Linked DNA regions of Homo sapiens: region 2 is linked to region 1. Evidence: chromatin loops called from intact Hi-C (ENCODE). Cell type or tissue: GM12878. All regions are shown on one strand. Each heading gives the region's core, and the rest is flanking DNA. Links, peaks and the distances in the headings are about the cores only. Region 1 has its middle 290 kb from the start of TLL1. Region 2 has its middle 610 kb from the start of TLL1.

The links. A loop is a pair of places that touch in the nucleus more often than their neighbours do. Peaks named below come from ENCODE experiments on the same cell type or tissue, not always from the same donor. Only the 100,000 strongest peaks of a DNase experiment are listed, where the experiment ranks them.
Region 2: it touches region 1 in a loop (2.0-fold over the local background); 3 of 110 quality-filtered maps call a loop at or near these places.

The regions. Positions count from the first base shown.
Region 1 is chr4:166,164,310-166,167,245 of GRCh38, reverse strand. No RefSeq gene overlaps it. Among named protein-coding and RNA genes, the nearest start is that of TLL1, 290 kb to the right of the region's middle. RefSeq lists an enhancer at 1,115-1,409. In GM12878, for the core only: a CTCF peak has its summit at 1,230 (motif pointing left); a DNase peak (open chromatin) is centred at 1,225.
Region 2 is chr4:166,480,662-166,483,597 of GRCh38, reverse strand. No RefSeq gene overlaps it. Among named protein-coding and RNA genes, the nearest start is that of TLL1, 610 kb to the right of the region's middle. In GM12878, for the core only: no CTCF peak of the experiment used is centred there; a DNase peak (open chromatin) is centred at 1,657.

The DNA of each region.
Region 1 (2,936 bases), core at 143-2,642:
TTTTCTTTGTTTTTTAGACAGAGTCTCACTCTGTCACCCAGGCTGGAGTGCAGTGGCACGATCTCGGCTCATTGCAAGCTCTGGGTTCACACCATTCTCCTGTCTCAGCCTCCCGAGTAGCTGGGACTACAGGCGCGTGCCACCACGCCTGGCTAATTTTTTGTATTTTTAGTAAAGACGGGGTTTCGCCATGTTAGCCAGGATGATCTCGATCTCCTGACCTCGTGATCCACTCGCCTCGGCCTCCCAAAGTGTTGGGATTACAGGCGTGAGCCACCAAGCCCGGCTCTGCATTGTTCTTCTTAATGGAACTTAACATTTGTGAAATTATATAATATATTTACTTGTATCATTTTTTGTCAGTCTCTGCCTGCTACCTTTAAATGTAATTTCCATGAAGATGATAATATAGTTTTTGTTCAGTAGCCCCAAGGTGTAGAACACCATATAGCATAGAGCATAGAGTAGGTATTCAATAACTATTTGCTGAATGAAATAAAGACTGACTGAATGAATGGGTGCCAAATGAAACTTTCTGAAAGAAGCAAGTGGACGGTAAAAACCCTGAGTAACATGTAGCCCCTAAAGAAGATTTTATATGCTAATATAAATATCTGAGTTTGCCAACTGACAATGACCGTGTGGCTTTAGATACAAAGGTGTTTGGAGGATTTTGTCTCAAGATATTCTGTTGTTGATTTTTTTTCCTGGCAAAAACAAAATGCTTAAATATTGCTTTCTAACAACCTTTTTAAAGATGCATAATTCAAATGAGACAATATAAACAAATTATATATAGTTTTGAAAATATTTGATAGTTTGCCTTCTTGAATGCTATTACTTGTATTATATCTTCTGCTATTCATCCATCAAGATCTCAGAGATGTTTGCAATTTAGCTATATCCAAAAGTGATTAGTGGCAGCTGCATTTTATAAAACCATTATTATTAAAAAGGCCTTGACAAATATAATTTTTTTTCTATTATTTTGATTCTACCTTTAATTTTTTCATAAAAATACTGCTCTTTGCAGAAGAGAAATGATAATGTTTCCTTAAAACAACGTGAACCATATCATAGAAAGCCAGAGAGTATATGGTTCCGACTATTTCAGTAAAAGACTCTGAGCTGAACAATTTTCTGTGTGTACAACGTTGCTGAAAGACCGAGCAGGCTATGACATCATTCACTAAGGGCATTGGTTTGGAAGAAAAAGAGCAATACTGACATCTAGCGTTCATGAGTTATAAGACAGGGAGGGTGTTTTACTTTAAAAACATGCATTCTAACGAAGAGCATGTATCACATTGAGGGAATAGGCAGAGACCCCCTTGTAGACAAGTAAAATAATCAGCGCCAATTCATGACACAACCTCTGAATCATCTAACAAAGTGTTTATATTCTTGAAAAACACAAGAGTTTGAAACAACTGTTTACTGCTGACAAAAAAGCAACTAGATGTCCATAGTCAGTTTATGTGGGCTCAGACTTTTGCACCCACCAAGTGAAGACAACTAGTACTGGGACAATAGAAAGAGAAGCTAAGAACATGGTAGAGATTGTGACATAAGCATTCATTTTAAATCCCTGGAGTGGTAGGCATCCGTGAGATGCCAACTGCTGAAGCTACTGAAGTTAAAATAGTACAACATGTGTTCTCATTGTTCGACTCCCACTTATGAGTGAGAACATGTGGCGTTTGGTTTTCTGTTCCTGTGTTAGTTTGCTGAGAATGATGGCTTCCAGATTCATGCAGGTACCTGCAAAGGACATGAACTCATTCTTTTTTATGTCTGCATAGTATTCCATGGTGTACATGTGCCACATTTTCTTATCCAGTCTATCGTCGATGGGCATTTGGGTTGGTTCCATGTCTTTGCTATTGTGAATAGCGCTGCAGTAAACATACAGAACACATGGACGCAGGGAGGGGAACATCACACACTTGGGCCTGTCGGGTGTTGGGGGCAAGGGGAGAGAGAGCATTAGGACAAATACCTAATACCTATAGGGCTAAAAACCTAGATGACAGGTTGATAGGCGCAGCAAACCACCATGGCACATGTATACCTATGTAACAAGCCTGCGTGTTCTGCACATGTATCCCAAACCTAAAGTAAAATAAAAAAAATAGTACAACAGCCCACAAATGCCAACTCTGAGGACTCATCTACTCACTTCAGCTAGCTGCAAACTCTATTCCCTCAAAGGATCAAATAATTCCACTGCCTTAAAAATAATACTTGCTATGGAAAAGACCTTAAGTGGAAATTTACCCTGCCTTCTAGGCATTATTCCACAGCAGCGCTTTCCTGCATACTCCAGAACTCTTCAATAGGCATTTGAATAACTTCGTCTGCTGTCACTATTCAGGAAAGGCATCAGAAAGAAGCTACTGGCCAGGTTATCGTTTAAATGAGGCCATGAGGAAGCATAGTCTGGATATACAGGGATTTCCATTTCACCCATTTTAAATTTTCCTAGAGACATCTACAGAAAATTAGTATGATTCAAGAACAACGTGTCTACATTTATTTTCTCTGGCTCTGGTTTTATTGAGGTATATACCTGCACTGGATATCATTAAGTGTGCCAGAGGGAAACTCGAGAACCAGAACTCTCCTTTCCTGCCCCCAAAACAGTCCTAAATCCCCATGTTTAGCTCTACTACCTTGGAAAGTTATACAGTCAAGTTTCCACCCTAACTGAGGCAGCTAGAAACAAAATGACAAATGAGAACTATGTACTGAAATCAAATACATACATGAAGTTGCTCTGTAGTAGGGAAAGTTGTATATGTTTTCTTAATCATTGTATTTTATTTACTTCTTCATAATGAACACAGGTAATTCTCAGATCTCACAGACGTTTCTCTTTTTTGAGTTTAGATGTGTCTTCCATGGTTACAATCTGATAATTAAACAGAATAACTATT
Region 2 (2,936 bases), core at 197-2,696, 320 kb before region 1:
GCTGGGATTACAGGCGTGAGCCACCGTGCCCGGCCAAAAGCTGACTCAAGGTTAAGCTAATTAAATTACAAAGTTTGTCCATAAAAAAAAATCTATTACCCATTCACTTTGATCATAATTTTGAACATACAATAAATTTCAGCCATGAGTTTTCTAATACATCCTCAGGAGATTTTTATAGACAGGTAAAATCACATGAGTTTTCCTGTTTTCTAATGTACAATATATTGGGGTAGATCTCACTTCACATTCCGCACATTGGCTACCTGTCTACCTGCTGCAATCTGAGCTCCTTAAAGACAAGAAATATGTCTTATCCACGTTGATATTGCTTTTGCCTGACATAGAATTAACAATTAATAGATGCCAAATTCTTAAATAAATGAACTAACAAATTAGGGGGAGCTAAATAAACTACATAGGCTCAGGAAAGCAATATAGGGTATATTATAATTGAGGTAAATTTTTAATTATATATATTTGCAAGGAAAAAGCATCAAATAATTTTTAAAATTGAAAAATACCAAGCATTTGTGTGCATTATGTCTATGTGACAGATGTTGCAAGTGGGCATAAGGAGGAGAGTGACAGTTGACCAACCTCAGTGGTAACAGATATTCACCAAGGTTATTTCTTGTTAAACAAGGAAATATTTGTATTACAGATAAGAGTTATGCACACAATTGGACAATTTCCTTTAGAAAAAAGAGCTACATAGATATGATTATGTAATCAAGCGTCAGAACAAAATGTTTCTAAACTGGCTAAATGCTTGTATTCCAGCATATTTTCTTTTTTCTAAATTATGATATATATTTTTATTTCTCAGTATTACCCTGAATTTATCTTACCTTAGAGACTTGTTTTACATATTCATAGGATTCTAAATATATTTATAATTCGGTATTCAAAAATATATTAAAAATAAAAATATACTAGACAGTGCATTCAACATCCTGAGAATATATGTATATAATTCATCAACTTGATAATTTAAACATACTAAAAGCCAAATATTTATTATAGACTTTATATAACACCTTTATTGACATGTAATTCACATACCATAAAATTTACCTTTTTAAGATGTACAATTTGGTGCTTTTCAGTATATTCACAACATTGCACAGCTATCACAACTATCTAATTTTAAAACATTTTACCATTTCAAAAAAAACCTTGTAAGATTAGTAATCACTCTTCATTCTCCCCTTCTCCCAGCCTCTGGCAACCACTAAACTACTTTCTATCTTTTAGATTTAATTATTCTGAGTACTTTATATAAATGAAATTGTACAATATGTGGCTTTTTATGAATGCTTTCTTTCACTTAGCATCATGATTTCAAGGTTCGTTTGTGCTCTGCTCTATGTCACTACACTTCTTTTACTAACTGAACAATATTCTATGCTATGGATATATCACCTTTTGTTTATACTTTCACCATTTGACACATTTTTGGGTTGTTTTCAATTTTTAGCTATTAAAATGATGCTGCTACATAAACCTACAGGCCAACTCACAGATATAAAACTTGCTATATATGATCTAATATGGAGGTATGTTTTCAGTTTTGTTGTTTATATGGTTAGATGAGTAATTGCTGGGTCATATGGTGGTAAATCTATATTCAACATTTTGAGGAACTGACAAGCTGTTTTTCAAAGTGGCTGCACCATTTCATACTTTCACAAGTAATATATGTGTATTCTGATTTCTCCACAAACTCATCAATACAGGTTATGTCTGTTTTTTTTTATTTTTAGTCATCCCAGTGTGTGTAAGTGATATGTTATTGTGGCTTTCATCTGAATTCTCCTAATGACTTGTCATCCAAAAGACCACCAGTATGGCAAAATAGTAGAAAGAAGAGTTTTACTGGCAATATCAGTTTGTAAACAGAGAAGAGACAGTCTCTAGCATGTACCAAAGATGTTATCTTCAAAGAGAAAAAAGCCAGGTGGGTTTTTATGCCTCACAAGATCTGAATTACGCAAAAAAGTGATACTATTTAGCGGGTTTGGGTGAAAAGCTGTACGTATTTAAAAGAGAAGTGGAGTGTTTGTGCAATGGGGAAACATGTACCTAACATATATCCCATGTTCTCCTTGGGGCAGGCTTTAGCATTAAAATGAGGTGGAATTTGGCTCTTTACATCAAAAGATGAACTATAGAACACAAAGGCAGTTTGTGTGAAGTTTCTACAAGTTGGCTGAAACTGGCTTAAGGTCTGCAGCAGCTTATCAGAAAACAGCCTGAGACCAGTCCTCTGTTCAGCGCTGTAGTGGTCTGGGTTGTAAATCAGAGTTAGGAAGGGTCTGACAATTTGCCTGATAGATCCTATTGGTTAGCAAGAGTGTGGTTTTACTTGTAGTCATAGAGACTTAGGAAGTTGCCATGCCAGCTCATCTCTGAACCCTGGTAACTTTTGTTTCCTTAACCTTAGAGTCCATATTAGTTGATAAAGGGGTATTTGTTTTGGTGTCTCAGATCACACAGACTACTGATGTTAAACATTTTGCGTTTGCCTATTGGTCATTTGTATCTGATTTAAATAAATGTCAATTCACATTATTTCACATTTTAAAATTATGTTTTAATTGTTGGATTGCATTCATTTATTTTGTATTCTGGATATAATATTCTTATCAGACATTTGATATGTTAATCCTATGTATCAATTTGGGGAGTATTTTACATCTTAACAATATTATGTCTTTCAATTCATGAACACAGGATGTCTTTCTAAGTCTTCTTTAATTTCTTTTGATGAAAGTTTATAGCTTTCAATGTACAGACTTATACATCTTTTGTTAAATTTATTCCCAAGTATTTTACTTTTTTGATGCTATTAAAAATTGTTTTCTTAATTTCCTATTCATATTGCCCATTGCAAATTTATAGAAATACAATTGGCTTTTGTATATTGAGCTTGC